Regions from separate parts of the Homo sapiens genome. Here region 1 is linked to region 2. Evidence: read pairs that join two places in POLR2A ChIA-PET (ENCODE). Cell type or tissue: GM12878. All regions are shown on one strand. Links, peaks and the distances in the headings refer to the core of each region. The heading gives the core; the rest is flanking DNA.

Region 1 (12,630 bases), core at 3,509-7,508, 120 kb after region 2:
CGCCCGGCTAATTTTTGTAGTTTTAGTAGAGATGGGGTTTTACCACGTTGGCCAGGCTGGTCTCAAACTTCTGACCTCAAGTGATCCACCCACCTCAGCCTCCCAAAGTGCTGGGATTACAGGCGTGAGCCACCTCACCCAGCCCATTTACCTCTTATTTATTTCCAGGTTCAATGTAATCCCAACCAAAATATGTTTTGCACCATTTGACAGTACGTTGAAGACCTGACTCCCCATACCACTAAATACTTCAGTAAGTATTTCCTTAAAACAAGGGCACTTCTGGATTTTGTTTGTTTGTTTTGTTGTTGTTGTTGTTTTGATTTGAGACGGAGTCTCGTTCTGTGCCCAGGCTGGAGTGCAGTGGCGCGATCTCGGCTCACTGCAAGCTCCGCCTCCCAGGTTCACGCCATTCTCCTGCCTCAGCCTCCCGAGTAGCTGGGACTACAGGTGCCCACCACCACGCCTGGCTAAGCTTTTGTATTTTTAGTAAAGACGGGGTTTCACCGTGTTATCCAGGATGGCCTCGATCTCCTGACCTCATGATTCGCCTGCCTCGGCCTCCCAAAGTGCTGGGATTACAGGCGTGAGCCACCGCACCCGACCTCTACAGATAATTTTTAAAATTAGCCAGGCATGGTGGTGTGCATCTGTGGTCCCAGCTACTCTCTACACAGGAGGCTGAAGCAGGAGAATCGCCTGAGCTGAACCCAGGAGGTCAAGGCTTCAGTGAGCTCTGATTGCACCACTACATTCCTGCAGGGGTGGCAGAGTGACATCCTGTCTCAAGACAAAACAACACAAAACAGGAAATTAACATTGGCCTGGTAATCCCATCTAATCCACGGACCCCATTCAAACTTTGCAGATTGCCCCGTCACGCTCCTCCCTGTGCCAGCATCCCAATCCGAGATCACCGTTCATTCACTGTCCTATCTCTTTGGAGCTGTGTGGCTTTGAGCTCATAACTCAAGTTCCCTGGCCGGTTCCTCATCTCCTTTCATTCTAACCTGCAATCTCCACTTTTGGGGTAACCAGCCCCTGCTGCACGTGACAGCCCCTGCCTGAACCACCTCTTTTGTTTTGTTTTGAGACAGAGTCTTGCTTTGTCGCTCAGGCTGGAGTGCAGTGGCACAAACTCGGCTCACTGCAACCTCCGCCTCCCAGGTTCAAGCGATTCTCCTGCCTCAGCCTCCTGAGTAGCTGGGATAACAGGCGTGCACCACCATGCCCAAATAATTTTGTATTTTTAGTAGAGACGGGGTTTCACCATGTTAGCCAGGCTGGATCCTCAAGTGATCCGCCCGCCTTGGGCTCCCAAAGTGCTGGGATTACAGGAGTGAGCCACCACGCCCAGCCCCACCTCATTTTAAGTGTTGGGGAAAGCCTGTTCCCAAAGCACGGAGCCACCCTTCTGTCCCAGAATGTCCAGCCTCTTCCCCATTCTGTCTTCCAGCTGTATCCCCCAGCTAGGAATGTGATGGAGAGAGCGGGGAGGGCCAGGATGTGGGAGGAAAGGCCAGGAGCTCAGACCTTGGATGGCTCCCCGTCCCTGCCCAGGGCACATCCTGTTAAATAGGACAGGCCACCCAGGGCCCAGTGACTCTCAGGTCTGGAAGGTCCCCAGGGATCCCCCTCAACCCTGCACTTTATGCTCCGCTGGGACAAACTGACCAGGCCCCCTGCAGAGCTGAGCTCCATCTGGGGCAGGAGTCAGGAATGGTTCTCCACCTCCTCCCCCGCCCCAGGACCCAGACTTGCCGGAAGAGGGTGAGCTGGAGGGCAGGAAAGAAGGCGGGGCGGTGGAGGGTCAGGTGCAGCTCCCTCCTGGGCTGAGGCCCAAAGGTAAATAGGTGTAGGTGCGCTCCCGGCAGGGGGCAGTGGGCTGGTCCCTTGGGGCAGGCCTGGGCCTGTCGGGGGTGGGGATGTGGGAAGGGGCCGCCGAGCCGGCCTTGTTAACAATGGGGTGGGGGAGGAGCCCGGGCCCTGCTGACACATTCTTGTTTGGTGAGGAGGAAAACACAGGTGACCGGGGCGGGCGGGGGGGGAGGATGGGGGCGGCACCTCGGGCAGGGGAGGGGGCTTTATGGGCCCCCGCATGCCAAAGCCTCGCTGACTGGTGTGAGCTGAGGAGCAGGTGAAGCGCAGAAGGCCCTCAGGGGCTGCATTCTTCCCGGGGCACCTGTGTCTGCCCCACTCTGTGGCTCCCAGGTGAGCAGGTCAAAGCTTCTGGGCATGCTGGGGCTTGAACCTTCCCTGCCTGCGTCAGAAGTTGGCAGGGGCCAACTGGAAGGACATTGTCCCCCAGAAGCCAGCCAGCCTGAGCTGGCAGGGCAAGGAGAGGTTGGGGGACCGTAACGGAAGGGGCTGTCGGGGATGAGGGTCTCCCTACTGGCCCCTGATAGCCTTCCAGTACAGCCCTGAACTGACTCCCACCAGCCCCTCACCTGCCCTTGGGCCGCACCACCCTGTTCTGAGGACAGAGAGGTCTGAGCCCCAGGACCCGCGCTCCCAGGAAAGTAGGAGTTCCAGGAATTGGAGAGGGTGTGCATACCTCCACGAAGCCCACCCCGCCCACAGCCCCCAGGGCCCTTTGAAGCCAGAACCGCAGCGGGATTGCGGTGGGCAGGCCTCCCAATGCTGCTGTTTGCCCAGGGAATTAAGTTGAGGTGGGGCAGCTGCCCACAGCTCTCCCCTTGCCCAGCCACCCACAGGCTCCGTCTACAGCCCCGCACACCCCTACCAGCTGCCCTGCCTCTCTTCCTGCCTAACCCTGGGTACCAAGCCCTGTCCCCATCCCCACTGAGCAACAGAGTGCCTTCAATTTCCTTCGAGTGAACTGTGCCCATGAGTTGGGCAGGGGAAAAGGAGGGGTGGACTGGGATACAGACCCTACCTACTAAGCCCACAGGTCTGCAGACCCCTGTGGGAAGATGGCCTGTCTTGGTGATTCCTACCTTTGAAGCATCACAGCCCCCAACGTGTTAAGTATTTTTTGAATAGATGAATGAATATATGTGCTGGCTGGCAGATCAACACAAGATAGAAAAGCAGCCGAGAAGCCAGATAGTCAACACCCAGGGGTTCTCCAGTCCCTGGGCTGGGAACATTCCCGAGGCCTCTGGAGGCAGTGGTTTGACCCAAGGGTGTGCAGAGGTAGAAGGCATTGCAGCCCAGGGAGAACTTGGAGGAAAGCCCCATTGCTGCCCCGTTCTGGAATTGAGCGAGGGGGGCAGGCTGTTGACCCTGTGGATTTGGGGGCCTCTCGTGTGGAAGTGAGAACAGAGGGAGGGTAGCGGAGAACGAGGACCACCACTAGGAAACCAGGGGACCAGGGAGGAGGAGGCAAAGCCGAGAGGGAGCGGGAGGACGCCTGGGAACTCGGGCAGGGGGAGCCACTGCGCTCACACACCTGTTCCCCACCCCCTGAAGGGAGCGCCCACAGTGCTGAGCGCCGCAGGGCAGCCTGAGTGGGGGCAGCGGAAGCCGGCATTGGCCCTGGAGGTCCCGGCGGCCTCCCATGGGGCTGTGTCCTTAGTGCAGTTGGTGGGGTGCGGGGAGAGTGAGAGCAGGCAGCAAACTCCAGCTCCAAATGGGGAGAAAGAAAGGAGAGGGGTGCGGACAGGGGTGAGGGCAGACCCAAGGAGAGCTTTAAGATGGGAGGCCTGGGGGTGTTTGAAGGAAAGAAGGGGTACGGGTGACCCCGAGGGGTTGGCAGTGCTGAGAGAGCTCCTGGTGAGAGCAGGAGGAAGAGGGTCTCAGAGGAGGCAGGAAGGGTAAGCGCCGGCCCCTTTCTTGGAGAGGGAAGAGGAAGAGGATGGGGAGGTGGTGGGGCCGCGCCAGGGTGAACCGGAGGGTGTGGGGAGCTCTGGCTAATGTGCGGAACTATGGGGTGTAAGGGGCGGAACGGTGGAGGAGCAGGTCTGCAGTAACTTGGAAGGGCACTCAGGAGCAAGAGGAGCAGAGAGGAGGGACAGGAGCCCCGAGAGGGGCAGGGGCCCCGGGAGGTCAGGGTAGCTGACCTGCACCCAGCTCGCAGGACGCAGCTGGAGGCCGGAGATTCTCAGCTGCAGGAGAGGAAGGCCAGGGTCCCAGGTGCTGCTGGATACTGGTCAGTCACTCACCTGGTGACCTGGTTCCTTAGACCTTTGAGCTGAGTCAGGGAGGGGCAACAAGGAATGAGACCTCGTCTTGGGGAGCCTTTCTAACCCACCGAGCTGGGAAGCCCACAGCCTTACCCATAGGACTCACAGACTCTGAGGCTAAAATGTTTGGGCATTGCAGCTTCAAGGCAAGAATCCTGTTCTCGGAGCTTTGCTCATGAGGTATGGTTCCTTTTCCAAGCTGAGTCTCCTAGAACCCTCCTTCATTACCCAGAAGCCTCTCAGGCACCCCTCAAACATGCTATGGGCACCTCAAACTCTCCGTATGCCTGGCTGGATTCCCCTTCTCCCTGCGTGGGCCTTCCTCACGCTGCACCCCCACTCGGGACTGGCACCCCCAGCCAGCTGTCTCCCAGCCCACTGCCCTCGCTCCAGTATGTTCTCTACCTAACAGCCACTGGGCCTTTCTTTTTTCTTTTTCTATTCTTTTTCTTTTCTTTTCTTTTCTTTTTTTTTTTTTAATGGAATCTTACTCTGTCGCCCAGGTTGGAGTGCAGTGGCGTGATTTCGGCTCACTGCAACCTCCACCTCCTGGGTTCAAGCAATCCTCTTGCCTCAGTCTCCCGAGTAGCTGGGATTACAGGTGTCCACCACCATGCCCGGCTAATGTTTTGTATTTTTAGTAGAGATGGGGTTTCACCATGTTGGCCAGGCTGGTCTTGAACTCCTGACCTCAGGTGATCCACCCACCTCGGCCTGCCAAAGTGCTGGGATTACAAGCGTGAGCCACCACACCCTGTCTCTTTCTCTTTTTCTTTTTTTTTTTTTCTTTGAAACTGAGTCTCTCACTCTTGCCCAGGCTGGAGTGCAGTGACACAATCACAGATCACTGCAGCCTCGACTTCCTGGGTTCAAGCAATCTTCCCAGCTCAGCCTCCCGAGTAGCTGGGACTAGAGGCACATGCCACCACGCCTGGCTGTTTTTTTAATTTTTTATGGAGATGGGGTCTCACCAGTTTGCCCAGGCTGGTCTCAAACTCCTGGGCTCAAGTGATCCTCCTGCCTCAGCCTCTGAAAGTGCTCAGATTACAGGTGTGAGCCACCACACCTGGCTTTTTTTTTTTTTTTAAGGAAAAATTTTTACATCATAACAGTACATGCACCTGGAATAAATATCAATCTTTTTTTTTTTCTTTTTTGAGATGGAGTCTCGCTCTGTCGCCCAGGCTGGAGTGCAGTGGCGCGATCTCGGCTCACTGCAAGCTCCGCCTCCGGGGTTCACGCCATTCTCCTGCCTCAGCCTCCCGAGCAGCTGGGACTACAGGCGCCCACCACCACGCCCAGCTAATTTTTTGTATTTTTAGTAGAGACGGGGTTTCACCGTGTTAGCCAGGATGGTCTCGATCTCCTGACCTTGTGATCCGCCCTCCTTGGCCTCCCAAAGTGCTGGGATTACAGGCGGAAGCCACCGCACCCGGCCATAAATATCAATCTTAAAAAGACTTAGTATGTTAAAAAGTTTAAAAAAAAACACAAAAGGTCACTAGCTCTTCCTTCAGGTCCTGCTCCTCTGGTAACCATAACCAACCACTTTCAGTTCTTTCACTGGTTCAAATAATCCCTGCTGTTCTTTTTTTTTTTTTTTTTTTTGGGACGGAGTCTCACTGTGTCGCCCAAACTGGTGTGCAGTGACACTATCTTGGCTCACTGCAACCTTCGCCTCCTGGATTCAAGCAATTCTCCTGCCTCAGCATCCCAAGTAGCTGGGATTACAGGTGTGCACCACCACGCCCAGCTAAATTTTGTATTTTTGGTAGAGACGGGGTTTCACCACGTTGAACAGGCTGGTCTCGAACTCCTGACGTCAAGTGATCTGCCCACCTTGGCCTCCCAAGGTGCTGGGATTACAGGCATGCGCCACCATGCCCAGCCTTATGCTTCTAATTAATACTACCATCGCTGGATCTTCAATTTATTTGAATGTTATCCAATGGCTTCCTGCCATAGAAGGTAAGGATATGGCTCGATTCCCTCCTCTATCCTCCTATTTGGTCAGATTTTTGGTTAAACAGCCAGACACCATGTGATTGCCATGGCGTGGTGCATATTGCTCACTGCAGAGCCCAGCAGTGCACTCTGAGTATATGTCCTTTCATAAAGGATGCAGGAGTTAATAATTACCTCATTTCTTGTCATTTTTTAGATTTTTTGTGCTCTTATAGCTGATTATTCACAAATGTCCCAAAAAGTCTTACAAATCCTTATCAATGCCATTCTCTATGAATACCTTTTAAAAAATCCATAAATAGGCCAGGCATGGTGGCTCATGCCTGTAATCTCAGCACTTTGGGAGGCAGAGGCAGGTGGATCACCTGAGGTCAGGAGTTCGAGACCAGCCTGGCCAACATGGCGAAACCCCGTCTCTACTAAAAAATGCAAAAATTAGCCAGGCATGGTGGCACGCACCTGTAATCCCAGCTACTCAGGAGGCTGAGACAGGAGAATCGCTTGAACCCAGGAGGCGGAGGTTGCAGTGAGCCGAGATTGTGCCACTGTACTCCAGCCTGGGCAAGAGGCGCAAGACTCCGTCTCAAAAGAAAAATAAAAAGGCTGGGCATGGTGGCTTATGCCTGTAATCCAAGCACTTTGGGAGGCCAAGGTGGGTAGATCACTTGAGGTCAGGATTCCTTCCTTCCTTCCTTCCTTCCTTCCTCTTTTTTTTTTTTTTTTTTCGAGATGGAGTCTCGCTCTGTCACCCAGGCTGGAGTGCAATGGCGTGATCTTGGCTTACTGCAATCTCCGCCTCCTGGGTTCAAGCGATTCTCCTGCCTCAGCATCCCGAGTAGCTGCGACTACAGGCGCCCACCACCACTCCCAGCTAATTTTTTGTATTTTTAGTAGAGATGGGGTTTCACCGTGTTAGCCAGGATGGTCTCGATCTCCTGACCTTGTGATCCACCCGCCTCGGCCTCCCAAAGTGCTGGGATTACAGGCATGAGCTACTGCACCCAGCCTCTTTTTTCTTTCTTGTTTTGCTTTCTTTCTTTCACTTTGGAGCTACCTATCATAAGCTCTCACTTTCAAGTTGAAGGTTTTTCTCAAATGTCTAGTCGTACTGGCTGTAAATTCATTTTTTAAATTGAAGTGCTAAAAAGCTAACTACAAGGTCAGCAAGTAGAGGCAGTTGGTCAACTATTGGGCTTTATTGTAGGACAACCTAGCCTTTTTGCAGGAGGGCTCTAATGATCAATACCAGCAGACCTTTCCTCCAAGGTCATGTTATTAGCTCAGAGAAAAATCTTCTAGTTTACCCCTACAGGGTTTGAGCCTGGCGTGATGGCTGCTGAGCCAGGAAGGGGTTTGGGGTTTTGTTTTTCAAGATGCAGACTTCTTTCACTTAATATCCTTGTTTTCACCCCAGTGTCTGATCCCTACCACCTACAAGTGCCTAGTGTCCCCTGGTCCAGGACCCAGTTCAATTGCTCCAGAAAATAAACCCCAATCTCAGTGGGGTTGGAGCTGGGGAGGAACATTGTAGGGAGGGGGAAGACAGGGGGCTAGAGATCTGCTCAGTGCAAAAACTTCAGCTTTGTGTTCTGACCTTTTGCAGAATCTGGGGGAAAAATCATTCAACTTCCTTTTGGTATCCCCTTCTGCATACCTGCCCAGGAGCTGGCCCCTCTGCTCTCTGACACTTCCTCTTCATCTTCATGTGTTCTCAGCCTAGATTTGCTGAAATCTCTCATCAGACGTTATCTCCCCTTCTGGTTTTTTATTTTTTTTTCCTTGTGGATTCATGTTTTTTTGTTTTTTATTTTTGAGATGGAGTCTGGCTCTGTCTCACCCAGGCTGGAGTGAAGTGGTGTAATCTCAGCTTACTGCAGCCTCTGCCTCCTGGGTTCAAGTGATTCTCCTGCCTCAGCCTCCCATGTAGCTGGACTACAGGCATGTGCCACCACATCTGGCTAATTTTTGTATTTTTGGTAGAGATGGGGTTTTGTCATGTTGGTCAGGCTGGTCTTGAACTCCCGACCTCGTGATCCACCCGCCTCGGCCTCCCAAAGTGCTGGGATTAAGGCGTGAGCCACCGCGCCCGGCCTATTTTGTTCTTATTGAGGTAAAATTCATGTACAATTAAATGAGCTGATCTTAAGTGTACTGTTCAAACCATTTTGACAAATATATATCAAAACACAGAAAATTTCCTCATGCCCCTTTCCAGGGGATCCCTACCATCACCCCATCCCTAAGCAACCACTCATTTGATTTCTATTGCCATCGGTCAGTTTTGCCTGTTCTAGAATTTCCTATGAATGGCACCAGACAGTTTGTACTTTGTGTTCAGCTTCCTTCACTCAGCATGTTAGTTTTGGAATTTAACTATGTTGTTGCATGCATCAGTAGTTTGTTCCTCTTCATGGCTGAGTAGTATTTCATCAGCTGATGGTAGCTATTTGTTTATCCAGTCCCCTCTTGATGGATATCTGGGTTGTTTCCAATTTTGATCTATTGTGAATAAAGCTGCTATGAACAGTCTTGTACAGGGCTTTTTGTCATACAGCTTTGTTTAAAAAAAATCCCTTTACTTTTCACTTGCATGGGGTTTCGGAAGTGAAGACATACATGTGTATAATATATCTGCCATGTCCAACAGGACTACCCTGAGTTGATTCTTTTTTTTATTTTTTATTTTTGAGATGGAGTCTTGTTCTGTCGCCCAGGCTGGAGTGCAGTGGTGCGATCTCAACTCACTGCAACCTCCGCTTCCCAGGTTCAAGCGATTCTCCTGCCTCAGCCTCCCCAGTAGCTGGGGACTACAGGTGCCTGCCATCACGCCTGGCTAATTTTTGTGTTTTTAGTAGAGACGAGATAGGGTTTCACCATGTTGCCTGGGCTGGTCTCGAACTCCTGATCTCAAGTGGTCTGCCCACCTCAGCCTCCCGAAGTGCTGGGATTAGAGGCACGAGCCACTGCACCCAGCCCCTGACTTGATTCTTCAAACAGATGGCCCAGGTATCCAGCAGGAGTGCAGGGAGGAAAAGAGTTTCAGGCAGAAGGCGGGGAGTGAGCAAAGGCATGGAGGTGGGACCCCCACCAGTGTGCCCAGGGGCTGCTAGCCTCTCAGTGCTAGGGAAGATGAGGGGCCAGGGTGACCCTTTTCAAGTGCCGCTCTGGCCACTCCTCAGCTAACTGCAATGAGTTCCTTCGCCTACAGGAGGAGCTTCGGGCCCCCTAAGCTCCATCAAGATCTGACTCCTGCTCATCCCTCATCTTCTCCCCTCCCCTCCCCTCTGTGACCAGTCACACTAATGCACCACTGAGAATCACTATTTCCACTCTTCCTGTCCCAATCCCTGCCTTCTGCCTTGAATGAGCACCCTCCCGCTCTCCCGCTTCACCTGGGTAACGCCCTTCAGGACTTAGTTCCAGAGTCCCCAGTCCTGGTCTCCACCTGGGTTAGGTGTGGGCTCTGGGCCCCCACAGCATCCTCAACACACCCCACCTGCCAGAGCCCGGGACAGCAGGCGCATGGTATTGATGACCATACAATGGCCAGCGAGGTTGTCAGTCCCCTTCCCAAGTGGTTCTCTTGGCCCTCTCCGTGTCTAGCACCTGAAGGAGATGTGAAGAGGTGGGAAGGAGGAAAATAAACCAGCCCGCGGGGTGCGTGTCACCGTGCCATCCAAGCCCAGGTCTTAAAACTCAGGCGCGAGCCTTTTCTCTCAGTGCGGCTGGTGACACCTGCAGAGGGAGGGTCCTCCCTGCATCGCCATCCTGGCAGAACTTGTGCCAGCCTTTTTGGCTCTTCTGTTTGAGCAGGCGGTTGGTAAGACACATCGGGATCCCCAGGCTGGTACCTGAACCAACATCAGCTCTGGCAATGCCACCTCTCTCACAGAAGAGCGGGCCTGGCTGGAGCAGAGTTGGGGCTGGGGGTCCCCGGACACTCGCTCTGCCCCTAGCTGGCCAGAGTTCCAGAAAGCCCACATCCCATGGTCCACCCTTGACCCTGAGCCCTTTGAGCTGGTGGGTCTAGAACTCAGTTTGGGGGATGACCTCCACCACAATCCCTTTCCCTGCTTCACCCCTGCAGCCTGGTGAGTGCCTCCAGGGCAGAGGACAAGTGCGGGGGGCCTCTGTTCCTGCCTGCCCAGGACCCGTGCCCCTCGCCTGCTGCCAGCACAGACTGCCCACTGTGGGGCTCCTGGCTGCTGGCTGGGGTTCAAGTTTGTTGGGGGAAGCACCTTGGCTGGGCCCTGAGCTCTGGGAGACACCACATCAGCTGGCTGGGCCTCTGGCAGACCCCAGCTCCAAGTCTGGTCCTGAGGAGCTGCAGGCCCAGATTCCTTCAGGGGTGCTAGCCGGAGGTGGGGTTTGTCTGTTTGCCCTTTTGTGGGAGGCAGGAGCAGCTGGAGTACCCCTCAATGACAGCAGCAAGCACCTGTCATCTGCAGGAGGCCTCAGGAGCCATCTAGTGTCACCTATAGCTGAAGAAAATGAGGCACAGAGAGGACACAGCTCTGAGGACGGTGGCACAGGTGAGGCTGGCTTCTCGTGGGCACTGCCTGCTGGGGGACCTATGTGGATGTCTGCCACCTCTCCACTCACCACAGCAGCATCTGTGTCTCCCCTGCTGGACTGGGAGCTCCGGGAGGGCAGTGTGCAGTTCTCTGTGGCACCTGGCCGGAGTCAGGTATGGCACATGCTTGGTGCTCAGCAGAGCATGGTGGCATGGATAGGGGGTGGCAGGATGCACCCTAATTCTCACAATGACTTACTGGCAGAGCCAGATCCAAAAGCCAGAGTTTCCAGCTGGGCAGATAGAGGGGAACTATCAGAAAGGCAGCTCAGGAGGCTGGGCATGGTGGCTCACGCCTGTAATCCCAGCACTTTCGGAGGCTGAGGCGGGGAGAATCACCTGAGGTCAGGAGTTCGAGATCAGCCTGACCAACGCGGTGAAATCCCATCCCTACTAAAAATAAAAAAATTAACCTTGCGTGGTGGTGCACACCTGTAGTCCCAGCTACTTGGGAGGCTGAGGCAGGAGAATCGCTTGAACCCGAGAGGTGGAGGTTGCAGTGAGTGCAGTGGCGCAATCTCAGCTCACTGCACTCCAGGCTGGGCTACAAGAGTGAAACTCTGAAAAAGAAAAAGAAGGAAGGAAGGAGGGAGGGAGGGAGAGAGCGAAAGAAAGCGAGAAAGAGAAGGGAGAGAGAAAGAAGAGAGAGAGAAGGAAGGAAGGAAAGAAGGAAGGAAGCAAAGAAGGAAGGAAGGAAAGAAGGAAGGAAGGAAGGAGAGAGAGAGAGAAAGAAAGGAAGGAAGGAAGGCAAGCAAAGCAAGGCAACTCAGGCCTGTCCCGCCTGTCCCTCTGCCCTCAGGGGCCCAGGCCTCACCTCCAGCCCAGTCTCCTCCCTGGCCTCATTAAAAAGCCCTTATTGAAGAAGGAAGTGTGTGTGGTGTCCCCCCAGGGAATACACGCTGAGATATCTCTGCTCATTCATTCATTCATTTCAGGCAGACAGGAGGACCCTTCCGTGAGTGTGAACGACAGGCAAGCCCACAGAACAAGAGCACACTGGGGACTCCCTTCAGGGTCATCTCACTCAATCCCCTGCCTCAGGGCAGCTATCCAGTCAGGGAAAGAGGCCTCCTGGTTTCCCACCGCAGGGGCAGGATCCATCGGTCCTCAGTTTGGGGTTGGCGGGGAACGGTGGAAACCTAGCTCTCGGCCTGCTCCCGGGCAGGGCTTCCCTGTGCCCTCCCGCCCCCAGCCAGCAGCCTGTGTCTTCTAATTTACTGCCCAAGGCACTGCACCCTCCTCATTTGCGGCCCCCAGGCCACTGCTGCCAGGCAGCCCACCCCTCCGAGGCTCCTCTCCAAACACAGTGCAACCTCAGCTGACGCCGGGGCCCCAGGGCCGCTCTGCCTCCGCTCCCGCCACACTCAGCTGTCCTCTCCGACACCCCCGGCCCCCTCCCTACTTCCCAGCTTTCCTTCCATAAGGCCGGTTCCTGTCCTGAGGCCCCCTTCTCCCATCCTTCAAAATCCAGTCCATACGCCTGTGCCTCGGCCTCCTTGAAACGCCCCACAGCTGTGGCTGTTCCCCCAACCCAGGCCGCAGCCCTGTGCCTCTCCTGTGGCCTGGATGACCCAGGCCTGCAGCGCACCCCAAATTCCCAAATGTTTCCAACAGCACCATCTTCTTATCCGGGGTCTCCTCTCTCTTCCCGCTTCCTGCCTCGCTGACGCTGAGTTCGTGAACAAATGAACGAACCTGCCCGACCCGGGAAAGATCCCGCCTGGCGGGGGCCTGTGCGGGGCCCTTCCTGGGGACAGCGCCACTCGCCTCCGTCCCGCTCCCCACCGCAGCCCGGCACGGAGAAAGCGCTGAGTCACGTTCCGGGCACGCGGCCCCAGGGGAGCCAGGCCTCAGGGGCGCACCTGGACCCGTGGGGGCTCCTGGGCCTGCTGGGGGAACGCCTGGGCCCGCGATGGGGGGCGCCCGCACCCGCACCCGCTGCCCAGC
Region 2 (9,160 bases), core at 5,130-9,129:
TTTCTCCACTGCTCCCCTTGTATGTGACCCTGGGGCGAACCTCTCCTCCTTTGGAACCTTGATCTCCCAGTTTATCTCCCAAATTAATAATTTTTTTTATTTGAGTAGCTGCAATATACAAGCCATAAGCCATAACGATGTCCTCTCTGGCACTTTGCACCATATGGAACATGCCAGCAGACAATGAGAGGACTGAAGAGCTGAGCATCGGCAATGAAACGCTTAGCCTGGGAGCACAGCACACGCTGCATAACGACCTTTCTGTCAATGATGGGTTGCGTCTGTGAAGGTGGGCCCACTCAATTAGAATGCTGTATTTCTACTGTATCTTTTCTATGTTTATTTATTTATTTTTTATTTTTTTTGAGACGGAGTCTTATTCTGTCCCTCAGGCTAGAGTGCAATGGCCTGATCTCGGCTCACTGCAACCTCCGCCTCCCGGGTTCAAGCGATTCTCCTGCCTCAGCCTCTTGAGTAGCTGGGATTACAGGCACCTGCCACCATGCCTGGCTAATTTTTGTATTTTTAGTAGAGATAGGGTTTCACCATGTTAGCCAGGCTGGTCTCAAATTCCTGACCTCAAGTCATCTGCCCGCCTTGGCCTCCCAAAGTGCTTTTCTATGTTTAGATGGACAAATACTTCACCACTGTGCTACAATTCCCTACAGTATTTAGTATAGTAACATGCTGGATAGGTTTGTAGCCTGGGAGCAATGGCTATGCCACATGGCCTAGGTGTGTGGTAGGCTAGCCCATTTAGGTGTGTGTGAGTACACTCTAGAATGTTCACACGACGACAGAATCGCCTAATGACGCATTTCTCGGAGCGTATACGGGTCTTTAAGCAACACATGACTGCAGTACACCTTTGTTCATGGTTCACTGTCCCGAAGAATCATGTGGCCTCTTCTAACTTGACGCGGGCAGCAAAAGAGAGCCTCTGCATACCCGAAAGTAGAGGACGGGGGTCAGGTGAATGTCAGCTCCTCATTGCCTCCACAGGCAGCCAGGCTGTGAGTCAAAGAGGATGAACCTATTTTCACTTGGTTATCTTTAAATCCCAGAGTCCGGCTGGGCGCGGTGGCTCACGCCTGTAATCTCAGCACTTTGGGAGGCCGAGGTGGGCGGATCATTTGAGGTCAGGAGTTTGAGGTCAGTCTGACCAATATGGTGAAACCCCGTCTCTGTTAAAAATACAAAATCAGCCGGGCATGGTGGTGCATGCCTGTAGTCCCAGCTACTTGGGAGACTGAGGCAGGAGAATCGCTTTAACTTGGGAGGCAGAGATTGCAGTGAGCTGAGATCAGCCCATTGCACTTCCAGCCTGGGCAACAAGAGCGAGACTGTGTCTCAAGGAAAAAAAATTCCCAGAGTCACAGAGGAAATTTAAATGGACTAGGACTCAGCAGAAGGGAAAGAAATGTTAAAAGAAGCCAGAGTTTCTGATGAGATCATGCTTGAGGCTTTAGAAATTGTCAGGAACTCAGGAAGCCCGGGTATAGTGAAAAAAAAAAAAAAGTGAAAGAGAGAGAAAATCAAAAACAGAGAGCAAGAAACAAGTGCTGGGAAGAGAGGAGTTTGTTTACCATAAAGCCCCTGATTTGTTTGCCAGGATAGGTCCCCTTCTCCTTCAGAAACACAGCACCTCCAGAGTGAATGATGAATGAATGCCATTTCTGACCCCAACAGCCCAAGCCACACAAATCATTCTTTGGGCCAGGCATGAGGTGCTGTTAATAAAACACAGAGCCAGTGTTCTGCCTAAAGAGGAAGGAAGTATTTACTGAACACTAGAGCACTGGGTTGTACACAACCGAATTGGGAAACCACTAGAATATGCCTCATCACGAACAACATCCGTGCCACACGCTCCCGTGCCCAACACGCCCTGGGGCCTGGGAACAGTCAGAGAAAATCTTGTGTCCTGCCTTTGGGAGCTTCCAGATCAGAGCTGACCCACTGACCACACTGTGTACAGAGTCCAGTCATCAGAAGGGATTGAGCAAGGAAACAGGGTGTCCATCCAGCCCTGAAGGCAGGCAGCTGCCTACGCACTTCATGGCAGTGTTTGCAGGAGGACAGGTTACTCATCTGCTGGAGCTCTTAGAGGGAAGCTTAAGGCCAAAGAGGACTTCCATAGACAAGAGCTTCCCCGGGCCTGTTGAGGAAATAGTCCCGATACAGGAAGGAGATTGATAATACAGAGGGAAGTGAGGAGGAAAAGGAAGAAAGATTAAACCTAGAGAGAGGCACAGTGAAGGTGGAGGTGGTGGTGTGACAATGATGGAGACGTCCCCATGCATTGCCCTTTGTCACTGGCACCACCCTGGGAGAATCACTCCGCTAGCTTGGTGGGCAGTAGGGCTGGCACCCAGGCAGGCTTTCCCCACAGAGGCTGGTGAGATGATGATCCATGGGTAAAATGTAGGACTTTGAACCTGGAAGAACCTGGGGCCAGTTCCTGCTCCCTGTGCCTACTTGAGTTCCAGTTTCCTCATCTGGGAAGTGGGAACAATAATACTTATCTCTTAGGGTTGTTTTGAAGATTAAATGAGGCTCAGGTGGGAGGATCGCTTGAGCCCAGGAGGTTGAGACTGCAGTGAACTGTGATCACACCACTGCACTCCAGCTCGGGTGACAACGCATTCCAAAGTGCTTGGACAGAGTCATTGCTCAAAAATGACTATTCTTGGCTGGGCTCGGTGGTTCACGCCTATAATCCCAGCACTTTGGGAGGCCAAGGCAGGTGGATCACCTGAGGTCAGGAGTTCAAGACCAGCCTTACCAGCATGGTGAAACCCTATCTCTACTAAAAATACAAAAATTAGCTGGGCATGGTGGCATTCACCTGTAATCCCAGCTATTCGGGAGGCTGAGGCAGGAGAATCACTTGAACCTGGGAGGCAGAGGTTGCAGTGAGTCAAGATTGCGCCATTGCACATCAGCCTGGGCTACAGAGGGAGACTCCGTCTCAAAACAACAACAACAACAACAACTAAATAGTCATTCATTTAGTGAGCACTTTCTATATGGGAAGCAATGTACCCAGCCCTTCTGGGGGATTAGAAGAAACCTAAGACCAGGGGTATGCTGGTAAACTGGCTCTGGAGAATGGGAGGAAGCTGTGATTTGCAGCATTTGATGGTTTCTGTGTTGTAAATACTCCCATTACGCTACCAACAATTTAACAACTGGCTGGCAAAATTCCTGAACTATGAGCCCTGGAGAGCTGGCCCCAACTCAGTGAACTTGAACATTCTTTCTAGTTAGCAAATGGCACTTAAGTGAGAAGTTAACAATGGCAGAAGGCCGTGCACGGTGGCTCACGCCTATAATTCCAGCACTTTGGGAGGCTGAGGCGGGAGGATCACCTGAGCCCAGGAGTTCGAGACCAACCTGGGCAACATAGTGAGACCCTATCTCTTAAAAAAAATAGCCGGGTGTGGTGGCGCACTTTAGTCCCAGCTCCTCAGGAGGCTGAGGTGGGAGGATCGCCTGAGCACAGGAGGTCGAGGCTGCTGTGGGCCACGTTCATGCCACTGTATTCCAGCCTGGTGACCGTATCTCAAAACAAAAAGCAAACCCCCCAAAACAATGGCAGACAAACTCTGACCCACAAATACACACATCCGCAAATACACACACCACACACGTCCACAGATGGCTAATCCAGACAGCAGGGGCAAGAGGGCCGATTAGGGGCCTTGCTTTCTTCTAGTGCAGTGACTTGTTGGCAGTACTTTGTTAAGAAGGAGCAGGGCTGGGCTATCTTTTTCTCTGGCCCTTTAGCAGCCACCACACGTGATAAGGGAGACATGTTTCTGGCATTTTGAGTTTCAATGAACACAGAAAAGTGATGTCTCAGGAAATCGAAACCCCTGGGCTCTGCCTTCACCTGGTATGGGAAGTGCGTGGACCTCGGTTTCATCTTGGGCAGACTCTCAAATACATATCCTGACTTGGAAATCCAGAAACTCTGACTTTAAAATTATTATTATTATTATTATTTGAGACGGAGTCTCTCACTGTCACCCAGGCTGGAGTGCAGTGGCTCAATCTCGGCTCACTGCAAGCTCTGCCTCCTGGGTTCACACCATTCTCCTGCCTCAGCCTCCCAAGTAGCTGGGACTACAGGTGCCCGCCACCACACCTGGCTAATTTTTTTTTGTATTTTTAGTAGAGATGGGGTTTCACCATGTTGGCCAGGATGGTCTCGATCTCCTGACCTCGTGATCTGCTTGCCTCGGCCTCCCAAAGTGCTGGGATTACAGGCGTGAGCCACCACGCCTAGCCTTAAAAATTATTTTTTTGGAAGCTAATCTCTTTGTTAAAGAAGGGATTTTTTTTGCTTTGTTTTTGCTTTTGAGATGGAGTCTCGCTCTGTCACCCAGGCTGGAGTGCAGTGGTGCGATCTCGGGTCACTGCAACCTCTGCCTCCCGGGTTCATGCAATTCTCCTGCCTCAGCCTCTCAAGTAGCTGGGATTACAGGCACCCACCACCACATGCAGCTAATTTTTGTATTTTTAGTAGAGAAGCGGTTTCACCATGTTGGCCAGGCTGGTCTTGAACTCCTGGCCTCAAGTGATCCGCCTGCCTCTGCCTCCCAAAGTGCTGGGATTACAGGCATGAGCCATCATGCCCAGCCAGCTTTTTTTTTTTTTTAATTAAAAAAGTTAGCATTCATTGAGCACCCGCTGTATGTCAGGAACTGTGTGAGGGCTGCACATGCTTTGGCTAACTTAATGTTCAAAGAGCTCTTAGATGTTCTCATGGATGAAGCATAAATGAACTCAGAGAAGTCAAAGAACTTTCCCAGATACACAGCCAATAATGGAAGACCTGGATTTTGAACTTTGCTCTGTTTGACTCTAGAGCTTTATGAAGTTGATCCTTCAAGTCCCTGAGTTCCATATCCATGGATCCAATCAACCATGGATCAAAAACATTAGAAAAGAGGCTGAGCGCAGTGGCTCATATCTGTAATCCCAGCACTCTGGGAGGCCAAGGTGGGCAGATCACCTGAGGTCAGGAGTTTGAGACCAGTCTGGCCAACATGGTGAAACCCCATCTCTACCAAAAATACAAAAACTAGCCAGGCGTGATGGCGCATGTCTATAATCTCAGCTAGTCGGGAGGCTGAGGCAGGAGAATCGCTTGAACCCAGGAGGCAGAGGTTGCAGTGAGCCGAGATTGTGACACTGCATTCCAGACTGGTTGACAGAGCGAGACTCTGTTTAAAAAAAAAAAAAAATTAGAAAAGAAACAATGAAAAATAATACAATAAAAGGTAATACAACTATTTGAATTGTATTTGGTATTATAAGTAATCTAGAGATGATTTAAAGCCTACCCGACATTGTGCATAGTAGGTTGTATGCAAATACTGTGCCATTTCATATCAGGGACTTGAGCATCCAAGGATTTTGGTATCTAGCGCCAATCCCCCATAGATACAGAGGGACAACTGTATATGTCTTTTGCCTTTGTAGACTGAGGGCATCTTGCACATAAATATCAAGTTATACTGAAAATAATTCATGCAATAGAACTTCTGAGAAAGAAGAGCCACCTATTGGCAGCAGTTCTCAGAGGCGGCTTCATGGAAGAGGCAGGATTTCAGCTGAGTGGAATTCACCTTGGCAGACAGGAATGGAAAGGGCACAAGTGGAAGGGTTTTTTTGTGAGCAAAAACATGAGCGGGAGCCACACGCAGTGGTTCACGCCTGTAATTCCAGCACTTTGGGAGGCTAAGGTAGGTGGATCGCTTGAGCCCAGGAGTTTGAGACCAGCCTGGGCAACATGGCGAAACTCCTTCTATAAAAGGGGTTTTGTGTCTACCAAAAATACAAAAATTAGCTGGGAGTGGTTCTGTATGCTGGTAGTTCCAACTACTCGGTAGGCTGAAGTGGGAGGATCGCTTGATCCCGAGAGGTGGAGGCTGCAGTGAGCCGTGATTGCATCACTGCACTCCAGCCTGGGTGACAGAGCAAGACCTTGTCTCAAAACAAAACAAAAACAAAAAACTCATACATGAGCAGGAATGATAAGCTGCATTTGGGGTATGAGCAGGTGTTTATTGGGAAGCAGAGAGAGGAAAGGGCTCAGGGATGAAGCACCTGTCTTCTGTAAGGTAACAGGGAGCCACTGAAAGTATATAGATAAGGGAGTAACATGATGACAGCTGTATATTGGTGACGCTAACCTGAGAATAATTTAGAGAATGGATAAGGGGAAGGAAGACCAAGAGGTAGGAAAATAGGAAAACCAGAGAGGAAGCTAATGAAATTACCAGACCTCTTTTCATACACAGATTTCATCTTGGAATATAAAAGATAACAGGGGCCAGGCACAGTGGCTCACTCATGTAATCCCAGCACTTCGGGAGGCCGAGGCAGGTGGATCACCTGAGGCTAGGAGTTTAAGCCTGGCCTGGCCAACATGGTGAAACCCCGTCTCTACTAAAAATACAAAAAGTTAGCTGGGCGTGGTGGCGCATGCCTACAATCCTAGCTAGCTACTTGGGAGGCTGAGGCATGAGTATCTCTTGAATCAGGGAGGCGGAGGTTGCAGTGAACCAAGATCGTGCCACTTTACTCCAGCCTGGGCGACAGAATGAGACTCTGTCTCAACAACAACAACAACAAAAAATAAATATGTTTATTATATTTATTATATTTATATCTTTATAAACAAAGATATTTATTATATATTATTATTATAAAAAATAATAATAAAATAAAAGATAACAGGGCCAGGCGTGGTGGCTCACGCCTGTAATCCAAGCACATTGGGAGGCCGAGGCAGGTGGATCACTTGAGGTCAGGAGTTCAAGACCAGCCCCGCTAACATGGTGAAACCTCGTCTCTGCTAAAAATACAGAAATTAGCTGGGCATGGTGGCGTGCGCCTGTAGTCCCAGCTACTCAGGAGGCTGAGGCAGGAGAATCGCTTGAACCTGGGAGGTGGAGGTTGCAGTGAGCCGAGATCAGGCCAGTGCACTCTAGCCTGGGTGACAGAGAGACTCCATCTTAAAAAAAAAAAAAAAGATAACAGGATACGGCTAACAATGTAATAAATATATACCTCATGGTGCGTAAAAAAGACCTAAGGCTTCCAATAGCTTACTGTGAGAACCATAACAGTGAGTGGTATTTCTGTTTATTACTTTGTCAGGATCAACACACAGTCTTTGAAATACCCTAATAGGATAGTAGTTATCACATAAATAAACAAGCAATTTGCTCAGAAATAAATGTGTCATTGTAAACAAATTGCTTGTCTGTAGTGGACTTTGGCTGGCACTCAGACTTTAGCTGGACACACTATTAGCATGCATACGGCACTTTTAACCTACTTGCTAAGAATCTGATCTCCTAACCCTCAGTGGCCTCTCATTTCTCTTTTCTCAGCAGCCCTTTGGTTCCTGTGCCTGGGAGGAGTTAGGTGACTGGTTGATCAGTTCAGTTCTGCAGCCCTGACCTCAGCTCCAGTTTCAGAAGAGCAGAGGGAGGGTGCAGGGAGTCTCCAGCTGAGAGGAGCTCAGTGGTTTTCTGATTCTGACTTGAGCACAGTTACAGACAACTTTCCTGTGAGTGCAGTTGATTGCATGCTCACACTGATATTGCAACAGCTGAACACGTGTGTGCACTTGTGTTGAGCTTCAGAGCTCAACCTCAAGTCGGCTTGTCCTCTTATGACAGCTGTAGGAGATGGCTCACCAAGGAGAGACAGAGAGAGATAAAACCAGCATAGCACCAGCTTCCCATATCAAGACCCAGTGCACAGGGAGCCAGGGATCCCTGGGTTCTGAGCTATGGCTACCACTTGTATGGTCTTGGGCAAGCCCCTTACCCTGTAGAGGTTGCAGCTGCCTCATCTGTCAGGGGAGGGGCTGTACCTTTGAGATTCCTTCCAAATCTGACCATCTAGCCAGGACAGGCATTTTCAAGAAACCCTGTTTGTTATTTTCTTCTTTTGATCTAAGTAACCGCAGGTGAGTATTTGTTTTGTTAAAGAAAGGTTTGGGGCTGTCACCACGCTGCCGCTTCCACATTCTACCTTTTCTAGGTAGCAAGAGGCAGACGCTGGGCTTTGTGCCTATTTGGTCTGGTCTGTTTCTCCAAGAAGGGCAGCTGGAGTCGATGCTGGGCTGAAATGTTCTTTTTTTTCCTTTTTTCGAGACAGGGTCTTGCTCTGTCACCCAGGCTGGAGTGCAGTGGCGCCATCTCTGCTCACTGCAACCTCCACCTCCCGGGTTCAAGCAATTCTTTTGCCTCAGCCTCCTGAGTAGCTGGGATTACAGGCGCGCGCCATCACGCCTGGCTAATTTTTGTATTTGTAGTAGAGACAGGGTTTCACCATGTTGGGCAGGCTGGTCTTGAGCTACTGACCTCGTGATCCACCCGCGTCAGCCTCCCAGTGCTGGGATTGCAGGCATGAGCCACCGCGCCTGGCCTGCACAGCTAATTTTTAAATATTTTTTTTGTAGAGATAGGATCTCACTATGTTGCCCAGGCTGGTGCTGAACTCCTGGGCTCAGGCAATCCTCCCACCTCAGCCTCCCAAAGCACTGGGATTACAGGTGTGAGCTACCAGGCCTGCCCTGCCAAGCTGAAATGTTAGCCTCACACTTTTTTTTTTTTTTTTTTTGAGACGCAGTCTCCTTCTGTGGCCCCAGGCTGGAGTGCAGTGGCGCAATCTGGACTCGCTTCAACCTCCGCTTCACTGGTTCAAGCGATTCTCCTGCCTCAGCCTCCCGAGTAGCTGGGATTACAGGCGTGTGCCACCACGCCTGGCTAATTTTTGTATTTTTAGTAGAAACGGGGTTTCACCATGTTGGCCAGGATGGTCTCAAACTCCTGACCTCAGGTGATACATCTGCCTCGGCCTCCCAAAGTGCTGGGATTACAGGCGTGGGCCACTGCACCCAGCCCGCACATTCTTTTTACACCAACTTTAGGATGCAGAATGTGTAGTCCCAGGTGGAGTGAGCTCAAAGCCAAAAGAAGAGCAGGACCAACAAGGAAGAGAATGAAGGCAGAAGTGAACAGGTAGAACCAAGCTTACAAGGTCTGGTATTTGATAGAAACAACAAAAAATAGAACAGACTCTCCCAATTTCTTCAAACTAGTCTGTAAACATAAATAGAGTCTTGGGCCCC

What was found. Peaks named below come from ENCODE experiments on the same cell type or tissue, not always from the same donor. Only the 100,000 strongest peaks of a DNase experiment are listed, where the experiment ranks them.
Region 1: POLR2A ChIA-PET joins it to region 2 with 5 read pairs; 9 of 35 experiments call an interaction of 5 or more read pairs at or near these places.

The regions. Positions count from the first base shown.
Region 1 is chr17:76,122,002-76,134,631 of GRCh38, reverse strand. LOC101928447 (a long non-coding RNA gene) reads left to right here and starts at 2,112. Exons shown (of 4, transcript XR_001753019.2): 1 at 2,112-2,211; 2 at 10,508-10,642. RefSeq lists a silencer at 1,710-2,004 and enhancers at 1,710-2,004, 1,571-2,230, 2,231-2,892. In GM12878, for the core only: no CTCF peak of the experiment used is centred there; no DNase peak of the experiment used is centred there.
Region 2 is chr17:76,245,041-76,254,200 of GRCh38, reverse strand. LOC105371896 (a long non-coding RNA gene) reads left to right here. Exons shown (of 6, transcript XR_007065913.1): 5 at 109-289. Among named protein-coding and RNA genes, the nearest start is that of RNF157, 9.1 kb to the right of the region's middle. RefSeq lists an enhancer at 2,022-2,091. In GM12878, for the core only: no CTCF peak of the experiment used is centred there; a DNase peak (open chromatin) is centred at 7,510; H3K27ac peaks cover 1,869 bases.